2 separate regions of the Mus musculus genome follow, and region 2 is linked to region 1. The links are chromatin loops, found by intact Hi-C in ENCODE. Cell type or tissue: heart. All regions are shown on one strand.

The links. Hi-C counts contacts between places; a loop is a spot of excess contacts. Peaks named below come from ENCODE experiments on the same cell type or tissue, not always from the same donor. Only the 100,000 strongest peaks of a DNase experiment are listed, where the experiment ranks them.
Region 2: it touches region 1 in a loop (4-fold over the local background); 3 of 42 quality-filtered maps call a loop at or near these places.

What each region holds. Positions count from the first base shown.
Region 1 is chr10:4,367,814-4,375,813 of GRCm38, forward strand. Zbtb2 (zinc finger and BTB domain containing 2) reads right to left here. Exons shown (of 3, transcript NM_001033466.3): 2 at 6,757-6,941; 3 at 1-2,038. The coding sequence starts at 6,929. The coding sequence ends at 667. Among named protein-coding and RNA genes, the nearest start is that of Zbtb2, 16 kb to the right of the region's middle. In heart, a CTCF peak has its summit at 4,335 (motif pointing left); no DNase peak of the experiment used is centred here.
Region 2 is chr10:3,531,311-3,539,310 of GRCm38, forward strand. All of the region lies in intron 2 of Gm30033 (a long non-coding RNA gene), which reads left to right. Among named protein-coding and RNA genes, the nearest start is that of Iyd, 5.0 kb to the right of the region's middle. In heart, CTCF peaks have their summits at 309 (motif pointing left) and 3,222 (motif pointing right); a DNase peak (open chromatin) is centred at 311; H3K4me3 peaks cover 219 bases; H3K27ac peaks cover 265 bases; H3K27me3 peaks cover 1,098 bases.

The DNA of each region.
Region 1 (8,000 bases):
GCGCACCAATCCCCTTGCCTGTAGCAAGTATCCATATGCGTTCGCTCGCAGACAAATTCATAGCCCGTCAGGTTTTATCCAAAAATGAAGATTGCCGTCACATTATTACTCTTTTGCATTTGTTAAAGTAGTTCTCTTAACTAGTGATTTTCCTTAACCGGACATAATCTCAAAGGATACATTCTGAAATCAGACACCTAGAGGACAAAGATTAAAAACATTCTCTCTCTCGGGTTTAAAGTCTCCCACACCTTCCAGATTTGCATAGCAGTGCCCGCTTTATCTCTGAGAAGCTGTATTTTCTGACTTTGTTTCTGTGAGAAGGAAGACTTATCACCCAGGGACAGTCATAATTCTAGCTGACCAAATTATATTCTAGTTGTTTTATTATATACTCTTAATTAACTCCAAGTAGGTTTTTACAATAATCTAAAACTTCTCAAAACCTATTTCTTTATAAGTACTACTGACCATTATCCTTCCAATATCCCCTGAATTAAAGTAAATATAGTTCAGGATTATAATGCACAAAGCCTTACAGAGATGGGGCTGGGAGAAGGGGGCGGGAAAGAGCTGGGGCCCATTTGTATCATGCCATGGAGAAACTGTCCCGAATAGAGAAGATTCTTTGTAAAAAATGACAGTTTTTAAAAACACAAGTAACATTCAGTCTAGTAACACAGTTTCCTGTTCCTTTTTGATGGACGCTAACACAGGGTGGTCAGGTTCAGTTACTTCTGAGTCCCCACTGCCAAGCAGGACTGACCGCCCCTCGTCCAGGGCGAACACGTCTGAGTTCTGGTTCTGGCAGGAGTGTTTGACCACCTCATTGGGTGTGGAGAACGTCTTGTCACACAGGTTGCACTTGTAGGGCTTGTTGGCCTGCACCAGCATATTGTCCATCTGGCTGCCTTCCTCGAACGTGCAGAGCTCCAGTGTCTGCTTGTCCACCATGGTGTAGGTGTCAATGCTCTGGTTGAGGCACACGTGGCGTGCGGCCTGGTTGGCCCTACAGAAGCTCTTGTCACAGGTGCTGCACTTGAAGGGTTTGCCCGTGTGAATGTACATGTGCTCACGCCAGTGGCTTTTCTGGATGAACTTGCGGCCGCAGATCGTGCACTCATACTTGCGCCTCTTCACTTCCCTCTCTTGGTCTGCCTGCTCCAAGTTGTCGATGTCTGCAATGTCTGAGGGCGGTGGGGTCTCCGACTGTTGCTGCCCATCGATGATGGGGGAGTCGGAGATGTGCTGCAGCTCGCTGTCGCTGATCATCCCCGCCTCCGGTACTTCCAGAGCATCCTTGCCCAGGTCGGCCGCATTGCTGCAGAGAGACAGGGGCCCACGGCCTTCCCCTGGCGGGCCCGCAGTGAAGGGTACCCCGGTGTGGATCTGCAGGTGCTCCCGCAGGCTGCTGCGCAGCGTGAAGCGACGGCCGCACAGGTGGCAGGCATAGTACTTGGGGAAGCTTCCATTCCTCTTCATGATGCTTGGCTTCACGTGGGCGATCGTAAGGGATGATGGCTGCTCGTCAGAGGAAGAGGCCTCTAGGTTGGTCTCCTCCCCAGGAGGAGGGGGAGGCACAGGTGTGGAGACAAGTTCAGGTGACAGCGAGGTCTGCAGGGGGTCTTCGGGAGTTATATTTGTCCGATTCACCTGGGCTAGGTTTGAAGTCAGCTGGGACAGCTGCGAGGTCTCTGGTACAGGCTCCTGGTTCATCCTGGATGCCTGTGGCCTAGGCTCCCGTCCAAGTTTCTCAGGCCCTAAATTCATCTTGGTGGCTTGTCTCAGCTGATGGTCTGCAATCTGAATGCCGTACAAGGATGAGGCCAGAGGGAAGACTTGCTCGGGATGGGAAAAGCTGCCTTGGCTGGCAAGGCTGGCTTCCTGGATGAGGGGGTATGCGTGCAGGAATTTGATCCCTTGCTCTAGCCTCACAGGGTCGATGAGCTGTGGGGCCATCTTCCCTGTGTACATCAGGTGGAGCAGATAGCTGAATATGTCAGGCTGTATGTCAGTGGGCTTCAGGCGGACGCATTCACTGAAAGAAAGTAGAGACCCGTGAGGAAACAGCAGCCTCTGACTCAACTGAAGCCTGAAGAACAGCTCAGACACTCGAAACCAAATGACCACGCTGACTGAGCGTAGTCACAGACCCAGTTCAGAGCTCAGCAGAACAAGGAAGGTAAGGAAAAGACCTGCTGTGATTGGAAAGCCTTTAAAGCTGTGAAGTGACATGGGAGGGGTTGGTAGCACAACAGTGCAGATGAGCAGGACCTCTCTGAGTTATGAGACCTTCCCACCACCTTTCCAGGGCTGCAAGGTGGCACTGGAAAGCACCTTGAGGGAGGCCTCGCCAAGCGTCCTGCCGTGGGCTTTGCGGCCTTTCCAGTAACCACCGTAATGCTTCCTTTACAGGCGGTAGGGCTCACGGTGCACTTCCGGGTTGGGGAGTGGTGGGGCTAGGCCTGCTTAATTCCAAAGCCACACGGAGGCCCCCCAGAGCAGCTGTGGGGCACATGCTGTGTCTGAGCAGCCTCCTCTGGTAAGCAGTAAAGCACCTGCAGGCGTGGTGGCTCAGCCAGCTGTCTATCTTTTAGACTAAGGTCACTTCAGAAGCAGCGTCCCCTATAGGATGCTTCAGAGCTGAGAGTGAAGGAAGAAGTGGGGCCCCTCCTCAGACCATCACTACTGAGAGAACTTCTCACATCTCCAGAGGCCAAGGAGATACATCTCTCTGAAGAGGAGGCGGCATACAAGATCACCCACCAAGTACATATGTTCTAAGCATTCTGGAAACAGTTCCCTTGAATGTCCTTAGAATTTATAATAATTTTCATTATATAACTTCTTGTCATTAAAGTATTTTTGGCAGGTTTAGCAATTATGTTCACTGTTTAAATCAATTGTCTCTCACCATGCTAAAATATTAATGGCCTACCTCATCTTCTAAATTTAACATTTTATTTTACTAAAATAAAAATAGATGAGCTAGGCATGATATATAATCTCAGCACACAGAGGGATGAGGCAGGAGGATTGTCTGAACTTCAAGGCCAGCCTAGCTACAGTGCAAGACAAAGGAAAAGAAAAAAGAAAAACAGAGAAAAGGCTAATGTGATGTCAAGATCAACTTCTAGGCTTCTGGTGGGACAGCTCTATCACTGGCTGGGCAGCACAGTGTGTATTCTGTGAAGACTTAAGACTCCACACGCTTAACTACAAAACGTCAGAGTCAAGCATAAAACCCAGCACCCAGGTATGGGAAATGCAAGCCTAATGCGGTTTCTTAAAAAAAAAAAAGACAAAGATTGTTAGTTCCTATCTTTACTTCGCCTTTTCTCTCTCACGCTGACTGAGGCAAGGTTTCCAGGTATGGATCTGGCTGGCCTGGAACTCACAGAGACACACCTCCTGCTTCCCAGTACTGGAACTAAAATGCGAGGTGCCACTGGCATCATCAGGCAGAGGCCCAGGAACTCAGAGACCAAGGCCAGAGATGCGCATTTCTCCAGGAGTCAGATGTGGTCCTCAAGGGAAGGGAAGTCCAGCCGGGGCTCTCTTCCAGTGTTCCCGGTCCTGCCCAGCTGAGCTCCTGTATCCCGGTCCTATCCAGCTGAGCCCCTTTCTGCAGGCTTTGCAGTTGCTCACTGTGGTCAGATGGCCCAGTCTGTTGATTGCTTGGAAGTTGTTACTGACAGTAAGCCTCTACAACTTAAACAAGTGTTTATAGTTCTTAATGATGCAAGGACAGACCTGGGAAGCCATCACTACATACACTGCAGTAAGTGCTGGGCTCCTGGGCTTGGCAACACTGGCAGAATACTATGGGCAGGAAGCTGGGAGTCCCCGGGGTAGCCCAGCCAGCACATGTGCACACACATATACGTAGTTTCTTCTGTGCTGTTTCAGCTACTGGAATCCTGGGCTCCTTTTCCTGGGGGGGCTGGATGGACTGTTCTTTCTTCCTATCCACTCAACATGATGGGGCCTGACTGTCACTTTTCCTCTACAACACACACAAGTAGTCCCACCTAAGCTTCGAGGTGCACACATCTGCCAGGTGGGAGAAGGGCAAAGGGAGTGTTAGCACAACCACAGACAGAAATCCCACCCTCAGTTTCTCCTTCACTGCAATTCTAGTTTTAAAGTAGGAGACAGGGCCTCAATATGTACACGAGGCCAGCCTTGAACTCACAGTGATCCACCTGCCACTGCCTTTGGATCTCTAGATTAGAGAAAGGCACAGGCCACCACACTCGGCAGGTTATTCTTACCAGGAGATGTGAATTTTCAGCGTTTATTCTACAGAGAAAAGATAGAGACACCTAGTGGTGACTGAAGGACAGCACCTTTCCATTTTGCCTAGAGATAGATCAGGCGGGTGCCTCTGCCAGGAGGCAGGAAGAGCTGCTTAAAAGCATGCTGCTCTCTGCTCTATTGGTGACAATAAACCTGAATCCTGCACAGGTGTGGACAAGGATGGTCACCTGGCGGGGGTTCTCAGCTAGAAAGACACATCCCTTTGTTAGAAAGACATTGGTTCACCGCCCTATATGTAAAATAAGGGACAATGTTTCTTGCATGTAATTAAAAATCTGCCGGGCGTGGTGGCGCATGCCTGTAATCCCAGCACTCCGGAGGCAGAGGCAGGAGGATTTCTGAGTTCTAGGCCAGCCTGGTCTACAGAGTGAGTTCCAGGACAGTCAGGACTACACAGAGAAACCCTGTCTCGGAAAAAGAAAAAAAACCAACCAACCAAACAAACAAAAACACCCAATGCATTACATTGTCTTTTACATTTCCAAATTAAAGGCATTTCTTTTTCAATATCAATTAGTTCACTGGGTTGAGATTAGATGTAGCATATAACATTTTTGGCGAATATAATTATGAATTTCTTTTGAGATAGGGTCTTGGCTAGTCTGGACCTGACAAATTTCCTGCCTCAGCCTCCCATGTCCCCCTCCCACATGTCATATGACCTCTCAAGGACTCATTCCCAGTGCTCTGGGACAGTATGTTGACGGATGTTTACCATTTGATGCCTCAGCCATCCTCGGTGGTGGTGGTGTAGATCTGTAAACCCCTCTGCTTTTTCACTGTAAGCAGGAAGGGGCAAGTCTACAGATGGTGATTTTCAAGAGAGCGGAGGGGGAGTGCACAGAGAGCAATTTAGGTGAACGCAGAGCTCCTGAGGAGGCACGACAGTCATCCTTGAGGATTTTGTCCACTTGACTAGGATGAGGGCAAGGACAGAGAAAGTCAGGGGTGGACAGTGGATAGTGCACCACTGTGGGAAGTTACGGACAAAGGCTCACCTCACTCCAAGTACTCTTTAGGGACACTAATCTGACAGTGATGTGGGCAATGGATGGTTACGAATGGGAGTGAGCAAGCAACGACAGGGCACTGGCACATGTGTTGAAGAGCTATGGCCTAGGATCGGTGAGATAGGATCTGAAATAGATCTGAAGCCTGGGTTACTCGAAGATGAAAATGGGCAAGCCAAGAGTCTTTTTGGAGAGAGCCTTTTAGTTCTCATTGTGTTATTCATGCACAATGAGAAAAACAGAGTGAGGGTACTCAGGTCTAAATGACCATCAGGCAGCCAGGGCAGGCTTCTGTAGCTAGGAAGATGGAGGCTAGACCTGAAACTAACAAGCTTCTACCAGCCAAGGAAAGGGAGAAGATGACCTGGACACCACAGACAATGCGCAAAGACAGCAGGGGCTCAGGAGGCCCCAGGAAGAACAAAGGACATTTGGTCACAGTGAGGGCTGAGGAGAACAGGAGCATGGCCTGCAGGAGGGCAGTGTTCTGGTGGAGAGGAGTCCTTTGGAACGCGACTGCAGTGGAAGAGAGGAAACCACAGCGCAGTGGACAGGAAGAGTGCGGGATGAGCAGAGCTGTTGGAGGTTCAAGGAGAACAGAGAATCAGCCAGCATTCCCTGCTGGTCAGGTCAAGGGCAGTCTTCCCCCCAAACTGGGCAGGGACTGGGGGTGGGGTGAGGGGTGAGGCTGGTGAAGAGCAGAGTAAGATGGAGAGGTGGAAGGAAGGGATAAGGAAGAGGGGAGATTTATTTTCCTCACATACCTAGAGATTCTTTTCCCTAAAATAGTTAGGAGAAATAAAAACAAAACAACAACAACAACAACAACAACAAAAAATAGCAAAGACAGAAATTTTGCATTAGAAAAGAGGGAACAGGGGCTGGAGAGATGGCTCAGTGGTTAAGAGCGCTGACTACTCTTCTGAAGGTCGTGAGTTCAAATCCCAGCAACCACATGGTGGCTCACAACCATCCACGATGAGATTTGATGCCCTCTTCTGGGGTGTCTGAAGACAGCTACAGTGTATTTACATATAATAAATAAATAAATAAATCTTAAAAAAAAAAAGGAAAGAAAAGAAAAGAAAAGAAAAGAAAGAGGGAACAGGAAATTTGTACTTTTCAGCTCCTCATTTGAAACTAAATAAAGGGGAACCAGGAGATTGGGCCTGAAGGAGCAGGAGGGCTCACTGACGGTTCGCTGAGGTCTCCTGGCCAATCATGGGTGAGACTCAGGAAGGCAGTTTGGAGGGCAAGGGGCTGCGTGGGGCCAGGTAAAGGTAGGTGGTTCTCAAGTGCGTGGGGTGGGTGCCTAGATCCTGGAGAGGCAGAGAGACCCACGGTCTGAGTGAAGCAGACAGTGGGAAGAGGGGCCCAGCATCAGGAGGTCGACAGCCCTTAGGTTATTATCAAGCACTTTAGTTACCTGGTCTGATGGACAAACAACATCTTAAAGTAATTGGAGAATGAAGCGAGAACTGATTTGTGTGCCTTGAAGTACACATCGCCGATTGCAACCGTGCAGTCACACAGGAAACCAAACTCTCGCTGAGCGTTTAACTGCTGCAGTAGAATAAGTCCATGGTTGGTCAAATCCATTTTTTAAAAAATCTGCAAAGTAAACAATTTTATTTTTAAGAAAGGTGTTCCACAAATAAGAATGTGTCCCTAACGTTACAGTAATGTTCACAGCTAACATGTCACCAAGGCTAACATGTCGGGCCCCGTTAAACATGGAACATACATCAATTCATTTCATTAGTTCAACAGTCCTTGGAACAGGACCCGGTGTCATCTAGGGCAAATCAGGAGGAGGAACCTGCTGAGGCTGGAAATAAACCCAGGCAGAACACCTCCAAGTATCAGTTCTTAAAGGATCCCCAAGGCAAACACTAATGATTCTCTCTCTCTTTTCTTTTCTTTTCTTTTCTTTTCTTTTCTTTTCTTTTCTTTTCTTTTCTTTTCTTTTCTTTTCTTTTCTTTTCTTTTCTTTTCTTTTTTTTTCTGTGTAGCCCTGGCTGTCCTGGATCTCAACTCTGTAGACCAGGCTGGCCTTGAACTCAGAAAGCCGCTTGCCTCTGCCTCCCAAGAGCTGGGATTAAAAGCCTGCACCACCACTGTCCAGCTAACACTAAATGATTCTCGAGAACCTGCCTAGTCTTTCACCAAGACCTCTCCTCCACTACAGGCAGCCCCACAAAGGCTTGCATAACCATTAGCAATGGAGCTGCGCCTTCTTTTTGTGGAAGAGGAAATGGATTTTGAGACTTGTAAGTAAGCTGCCCCAGGCCTCCTGGGAAGGCAAAGGAGTTCAAATTTAAATTTGAATGCATCTACTTCAGATTCTCCTCTTTACAGCATTCCGTCACCCTACCAAAGTCCTGAGGACTGACGCATTTACTGTGAGAAGCCGCCGGAAGCTGGCAGGCTCAGGCAATCCATTCCTCCTTCAGCACACCAGGAAAGCCCACTGCAGGGATGAGCACCCATTTCCCCAAGAGGCAGAGCAAGGCTTAGAGTGCGTGGTCCTCACCAGCAGCACTCAGAGTGCCAGGTAGAAAGCAAGATAGAAATCAAAGTCTATAGCCAGAAAGAGAAGAAGCAAACCTGTAATGTACAGAGCCCAAGGAATCTATACAAAAGTCTCCATAACTAATACATTAATCTGGT
Region 2 (8,000 bases), 840 kb before region 1:
TCTCTGGAAGGGTATCTATTTCCCAGGTTGTTTTCACAATAAACACAGCCAGAGTGGCTTAAAACAACACAGGTCTATTTTCTATGGCTCTGAAAGTCTGGTGTTAACAAGGCCTTGGCATGAACCTTCTGTGCTTCATTCAGCTTTGTCTACCATCCATCCTGTTTCTATGCCCTTAGGGCTCTGATACCATCCTTGTCCTTCCAGTTTAAGTTCCTAGAGAACCATAGACGTTGCCACCCACGGTAGTGCCAGCCAGGCATTGAGGCTGCCAGCCTGCCTGTCCCGTTCAAGCATGGCCCTCTCCTGCCATCTTGTGGCACAATCTAGGTTTTGGTTGACTTTTCGTCTGTTTTGCCTGATGCTGTTTCAAAGCCCAAACCATATAGGTACTGACTCTAATAAGTCTCCCATTTTGACTCTCCTAAGTACCCTCCTAGCCACCAAGTCACACTACAACTTTAAGCTCACTTTCCTGCGACTAGCCCACTCTGTCCCTAGATGTTCTCAGTGTGTCCTTGGTCTTATTGACTCCACAGTTCATTTTTCTGCTCTCTAATGCTTTTTTTTCCCCCTAGCCATGGCTACTTAACTCAGTCTATAAATGTCAATCTTTTCTAACCAATAAGACCAGTGGCTTTCATATGTTTGTGAGTAAGATCTCCAGGGAGAAATTAGCTTTCAGTTCTGATCTTACACACACAAGCAAAGATATTTTGACTCTCCTAAGTGCCGTGAAATAGTCCTTATTGTTCTAGGATGCTGTGCATTCATTCTTCTGTTCTAGCTTGGGGGTGGGGGGAATTTGGATGTCATTAAAAATGATTCACAACCTTTGATTGGTTTTACAAGTGCTATTTTCACCGGAGCCGGTGTCCAAATTAACACAGAACTTTCTCTGTGTGTACACATAAATCTCTGTGTGTGTATGAGATTGTGTGCATACATGCGTGCGTGCGTGCGTGTGTGTGTGTGTGTGTGTGTGTGTGTGTGTGTGTGTGTGTGAGAGAGAGAGAGAGAGAGAGAGGGAGAGAGAGAGAGAGTATGAGTGTGTGTATGAGTGTCTGTGTGTGTGAGAGAGAGAGAGAGTATGAGTGTGTGTATGAGAGAGAGAGTGTGTGTGCGTGTGTATGAGATTGTGTGCATGCATGCGTGTGTGTGTGTGTGTGTGTGTGAGAGAGAGAGAGAGACAGTGTGTATGTAGATATAAATATGTGTGTGTCTCTGTGTGTGTGTGTATGAGAGAGTATGTATATACACATAAATCTGTGTCTGGGTGTGTGTATGTGTTATTGTGTGTGTGTGTATGAGAGTGTGTGTATATAGATACATATATACACATAAATCTGTGTCTGTGTGTGCATATGTATATGGAAGAGTGTGTATGTGTCTGTTTGTGTGAGTGTATGAGAGTGTGTGTGCATATACACAAACCTGTGTGTATGTATATGAAAGAGTGTGTTATGTGTATATAATATAAATCTTTTTTTGTGTGTGTGTGTATGCAAATCTGTGTGTCTGGGTTGTGAGTATATGTGTATGAAAGAGTGTGTGTGCACGTAACTGTGAATGTGTGTGTGTGAGAAAACCTGAGATTGGCATCTGGTTCCTTACTCAGCCTCTTGCCACCAGGTATTAGTAATCTCTTGATGGTTCTAGCGTTACAGATCAGTGCTATTGTCCCAAGCTTTGTTGTATGGGTCCTGGGAATCCATGCTTCCGCAGCGGACACTTTACTGAGCCACTGCCCCAGCCCTGAGTTGAACTTTTACTTCCCTCTTAATTCCCAATAGCAAGAAGAGTAATGCTCTGCCCTCTCCCTTGTGTATGTGTGTGTGTGTGTCTGTGTGTGTGTGTTTGTGTGTGTCCTATTCCTCTCCCCTGTCCTTCTTCTACCTCTGCCCCCCCCCCAAAAAAAAAAACAGTGTCTCACTGTGTAGACAAGGCTGGACTGGAACTCTCAGAGATCCACCTGTCTCAGCCTCCCAAGTACCAGTACTAAAGTCTTACACCACCATGCCTGATCATGAGCAATTTCTTTAAAAGCTAAATTAGACTAAGTGTCGTAGGATTTAAAGTCCTCCAGCCCAGTTAGAATAAAATCCATCTCCTTTACAGGGCTTGCAAGCTTCTTTAGGGAAGGCCCCAGCTCCAATAGGGCTTGCACTTAGACTCACTCTGGCTGCTTTGCAAAGGCCACTAGTGTGGGTTGTAGCTTTCTTTGATACTCCTCTCATTTAGTTCTCGGTCTCACCATCTTGTCCTTAGAGTGGTGTTCCCGAGCACCCTAGCCAAGTCCCACCAATGCTTCTTGGTCTCCCCTAAGCTGCACCTAGAACAATTGTCCTTCAGGGTCCTGGGGGTGAGGGACGTTCCAGGAAATTCCCTCTTGGCTACTAAGAGTTAAGATTGCTCAAGCCCCTTATGCAAGTGGTACACTCTTTTTACACACAGCCCACACACCTCTGTGTATGCTTTAAAACCTCTAGATTGCTTAGAATCCCCAATTCAATGCAAATCCTATATAAACAATTACCCTGATAATTGTGTTATACAAGGGAAAGCCTGTACAAATTCACAATGGGTGATATTTTCCCCAGATATCTTAGATCTGGTTGGTTGAAGGTGGAGATGCAGAAGGCTTGGCAGGGGAGGGTCGACTGCACTTGCAGACCCTGAAAAGCATGCATTGCTTTGCTCCCCTTTTTGTGGTTACCCTGTGGGTGTTAGCTCCACAGGAAGAGGGCTGTTCTAGCCCCTGAGGTAAGGGTTAGAACACAGGTCTTGGTCAGGGCCAGCTGTTGGTGTCAGGAGAGACAGAAGCAAGACTGGGCAGGGGAATGCCGTTCCAACAGTTCATTCAGCCCACCCTTAAGGGATGGCTGAGGATTGGATGCCCCTCAAGACTGTCTAGATCTGAGCCTAAGGTTGTTTGGTAATTCAGTGGGCTGCCTCAGGAGAGTTGAGTAGTATGGTCCCACCATGTCACCCCTTCCCCATTTGGCCTTCTACTAAAACCCAGCAGGCTGAGTTGTGGTAGTACTGCCCTTGTTACTACCCGACCCCGTAAGATTTGCCACATCCTCTTTCTAAATTTAAGGTCTTCATTAAATCCCCATATTCAATATCACCTTGTTCTAATCCTATGCCACCTCCTTGACAGATTTTAGCCAGGTAAAAGCCATTCTAACAACGCGAACTGGCACCCAAGAACTCAAGTAGTTCCACATGTGGCCAGTAGATGGCAGTATTTCTCCAGTAAAAAGCTGAGGTTTATGTGGAGTTCTTTATTTAATATTAAATAGTGATTGTTTTGAATGAAACCGTGATTATGTCAATGCTTCCGATGCATTTATTTTCACAGGCGGCCTGCGCTGGGCAGTCAGGCCATCTCTGACTATGATTGCTCCAGTAGGAACGACAGGACATGCTCAGCCTCTTGCTTTATAGGCAGACAGTATCAGTCCTGGCTCACCACTAATGTGGACCTGGGTTGTTTCAAGAGGTGCAGTGGGGAAAGGGTATTAAAAATGAGCCTCGCTTGGGAGAAGTGTGCCTTGCAATTGGGACAAACTTTTGTTATTGTTGTTGTTCTACACAATGAGAACTGACACAGGGGTGGGAAGGGTTTCTTTTATTTTTTTATGTTTTTATACTATAATTATATAATATAAATGGTATATTTGAATGATATGTTTTAGTTTTTTGAATTTCTAGAACAGCACCATTTTTATGAAATATTCCTCTTCTGACTTATTCTGCTACTTTGATATTTTTTTAAGAGTGTCTTTTCCAGGTGTTCTGACCCCACTTCTCCCTGCTCCTTCAGGACCCGTTTGCATGGATGACATCATTGTCTGTTACTTCTGGGGTTCACAATGCAGCCTGCTGGTCAGGGTGTTAACAAGAGCGTTCCAGCCCAACTACCACTCAAGGGTTCCCCTTGACCCAAGGGAACTCACTTATGCAGGCAAGCATGGGCTGCTCAGTAACTGTCTCCATGGCAATAAAGTCACTTGTTGACGGACATATCCACTAGCAGAAACTAGATGGAACTCTCCTTGGAAAAACTTGATACAGGCTTCTTGGCCAAGCTCTGTCATCAGCTGGTTTAGCCCAGTTTGGACAAGAATACTGTTGAGTCAGTTTTGATAAAAAAAAATTCTCCAGTCTCAATACCTAATCAGATTGCTCATACCCTGTTCTTAATGCCTTATCACCCTGGCCCATTTTCTACTGACAGCCTGTTATGCAGGACAAAGGAGAACCACCCCCCTTGCCGTTTCCATAGTTACCTTCCATCCACTGACCCCCAGCATCCCCCCCTTGGTATCTAATCCCTACCTGTCTTTGCTCTATTTGATGCTGAAGCCAATCTTTTTTATCTACATTGCTTGGAGCTGTGTTTTGAATGAAGTTTTCTTTGTCCTCTTTAATAAACGTGAAAATGAGTTCTTCCTTGAGATTATACAATACTAATAGGATTGAAGAGCAATCAACATTTGGGAACCCTGTTTGATTATTTTGTAAAGCTGAGCATTTTGTCCAAAATACAGAAAGTCCTTCCCTAAGACATCCCTCCAAGAGACACTGGAGTATGAGGTCTGGAGTTTCTACTCTGGGAACTTCAGGATGATGCTATCTGAACCATCCTGTCCAGTGTAAGCATGCTGTTCTGTGATGAAGGCACTCAAGGATGCTGCTCATCTCTCAAGGTTTGATTTCTTCTCCACCATGAGGACAGTAAGTGTGTCTACCTCAGGGCACTCCATGTCCCTTTCTCTTGGAACTCAGACCCAACTCAGAAGTTACAGAGTTGAAACCAAAACATTGGTTTTATTATTGATGAAAGTCAATTCTAGAAAGCACTTAGACATGTGGCTCCTCTGTTTTTGTTACATCAAGGTCTCCTCCTGCTCCTGTCACCACTGCTCCAGGCACTCCCCACCCCCTTCTGCTCTGATGGGCTTCCTTACCACTTGAGCAAACAAACAGCACATGGATGCTGCCAAGCCTGGAGACCATACAGGAACCCTCCTTTGCTATGCTGTGATATGCTGTGAGCATGCATGGGTGGGAGATGAGGCTCAGAAGCCAGTGGTAGGGGTGGAAGAAAGATAGGCATGTTATGTAATTTTCCACCATGAAGCCAGGCTCACCAGGGAAAATGCACAGGACAAGCATCTGCCACCTGGTAGTATCAGTAACTGTTGCTACAACTCAGCAAGCACAGCTGTTGTCTCCTTTGCCATCTTGCCTGAGGCTAAGCTCTTTCATAGAAAAGCATCTGTTTCAAAAGGAGAATTGCCATGGTTTTTCTCATGGGCCCAGCTTGTGACCTGAGAGGCGCTGCTTGGTTACTGCTCAGCTGAGGGAAATTCCTAGGGACTCCTCCAGTCTCAGAATGCTTTCCCTAGGAGCAAAGACAGTCATAATGGACCCATGACTTCTCCCATGCTTCTTTCCTGAGAACTGCTTATAGCTAAGAGTCTGTATTTGGGAACTCCCAGAACTGGCATACTTTAGATGTCCAAAGGGTTAAAAAAAAAAAAAAAAAAAAAAAAAAGCAGATCAAGCCTGTGAGATCTCACCTTTCTCCTATGGGGAACATAAGGAGCGGACTCAGTATGGATTTGAATGTGTGGTTTGCTTGGAGAGGGAAGTGTAACCTTTGATTGCACTGTGTAATCTCCAGTGTCTGACGATGTCACATCTGGCACTGGCGAGATCCCACAGAGTTGAGATTCCTATTGTCTGCTTTCTGAATTCGAAGCATTCATAGAAAAGCTACAGGAGAAGCTACTGTTTGCTTTCTCAGTCACAGCCTTTGTTGGTCCCTGATTTAAGGTGACCAGAGAGTCATCTTAGTACAAACCATGAAAACCCATTTTCATCCTTAACACTCTTAATCGATGTTTATCAGTGGTTTGTCATCTGTAAGACACTATGTGTGGTTGAAAGATGCAGTAGGAAAACGTCTCCGTTAACACGTAATGGCAGGAAGTTCTGCTTATCTCAGTGGTGTTGGGGCTGCAATCTGGAAAATCTGAATTTGGGGTAAAGTCATGGTTGAGTGTCTTTCTTCTGGTCTAGTCTTTCTCAAACTTTGGCCAGCACCAGAGTCACCCTGAAGGCTTGTGGAAACTAGACTGCTGAGCTCTGCCCTCAGGGTGTTTGAGCCACTAGGCCTAGGATTTGGCCTGGCGTTAGCATCTCTAACAAGCCCCCAAGGGATGTTCCTATTAGGACTAAGGTCTTACTGTGGTCTAACTTGCTCCTCTAAATAGCCAGTGACACATAGCCAGCCCTTCAGTCTCTGTTTGCTTGTTTGTTTGGTTGGTTGCTTGGTTGATTGGTTTTTCAGAGAGTGGAGTTTAATTTAAAATGTTTCATCCTGTGGACGCAATGGAATAATGCAAACAGAGGAGGACTTAACTATCATTGGCACACAGACATCATGAGTGCAGGCATGATTCCACTCAGCGAGTGTCAGACAGACATATTCTTGAGTGGGGTAGAATTAGTGAAGGGGGTTTGTGTATAGATGAAGCTGACTTTTTTATTTAAATGGACTTGTAAGTTCCTGTGTCTCCCTGACTTCATATTTGATCTGAGATCAGATCACGGACAGAGTTCAGCCCAGCCTTGCTTCCAGCTTTTCCTTAAATTGTTGCCATCACAGTTGCTGCTGAGCACTTGATCTCAACCAAGACAGCTTGGTTTGCTCCTGTGAGCTCTGCTGGCTCACTCGATGCCCTGGGCAGCCTCTTTCCTACAGAGCCCCCCTTTGTCCCCCTTTGCCTTCTGCAAACAAACATTGGGGACTTTGAGAAGCAGGAACACAGACTGACTTCATAGGATTAACATCAGCATATTTGTTTGGGGAGGTGTGTCTTCTAGAATAAATAATACCATTCCTGATGTGGTCTGCAAGGTGGCAGCGGGAGCCTCAAAAGATGAATTAGAACTGGTGATCGGTCTGTAGAGACGAGGAACAACGGAGGACGGTGGGGAATCGCCTAGTATCTCCTCCTGTAGCTTCCCTTGGCACTCTTCTCCTTTTTCTCACTGGATAAAGACAAAGTACAGAAGCTAAGTAGCCCAGGAGCCTTCACAGCAGTGGTTCTCAACTGTGGGTCATGACCCTTTGGGGATCAAACGAAAGACCATCGGAAAACATAGATATTTACATTATGATTCCTAACAGTAACCAAAATACAGCTATGAAGTAGCAAAGAAAATAACTGTATGGTTGGGGGGATCGAGGAAGTGTATTAAAAGGTCACTGCATTAGGAAGGTGAAGAAGCTCTGCTGTAGAGGTACTAAGAGAAGAGAGGGCCCATCCTCAGATCAGCTACACGGTGTTCTGTGACCCTATGGCACAGATCCTGTTCCTCAAGGGAAGCCACATTGTTCCTGTACAAGTGTACATTACATTGGCAGCTGAAGCATTGTTCTGTACCGACACTATCAGAAGCTGGAGGCCTGGTCACTGAGGAGGTGTTAGGGTTAGAGGAAGCTCACTGGGTCCAGCGCAGGTGAAAATTGGCGGAATTCACAGGGCCCACCCTCCCCCTCCCCTGTACTCTGAGACCTGCAGATGCACCAGGTCGGGAACTTGGGTGGGTTTCAAATTCTAGAGTCAAAGTTTCTTCCCTCTGGAAGCCTTGTCTGATCTCCACACTGCTCTGCCCATCCTGCTGCTGTTACAGCTGCCAGACTTCTTGCCCCTGCACTGTGCTTTTTTAAAAATCTCTTTTCGGTGAGCTCCCAGAGCTGAGTGTGAACCTTGGCAGCCAGGCAGCAATGTCTCTTGTACTAGCACATAAAATCCTTGTCCCAGCTTTCCCCTGTTACCCAGGCAGGCTCAACACCGCAGGATCTTAGCTAAGAATTCTAGTCCACACTGCAGACGTACCCAGCATGGACTCAGGCTGCTTATGTCCCATTTATCTTCTAATGGCTTTGGCATGTCATTTGACCTATTCATGCCTCATTC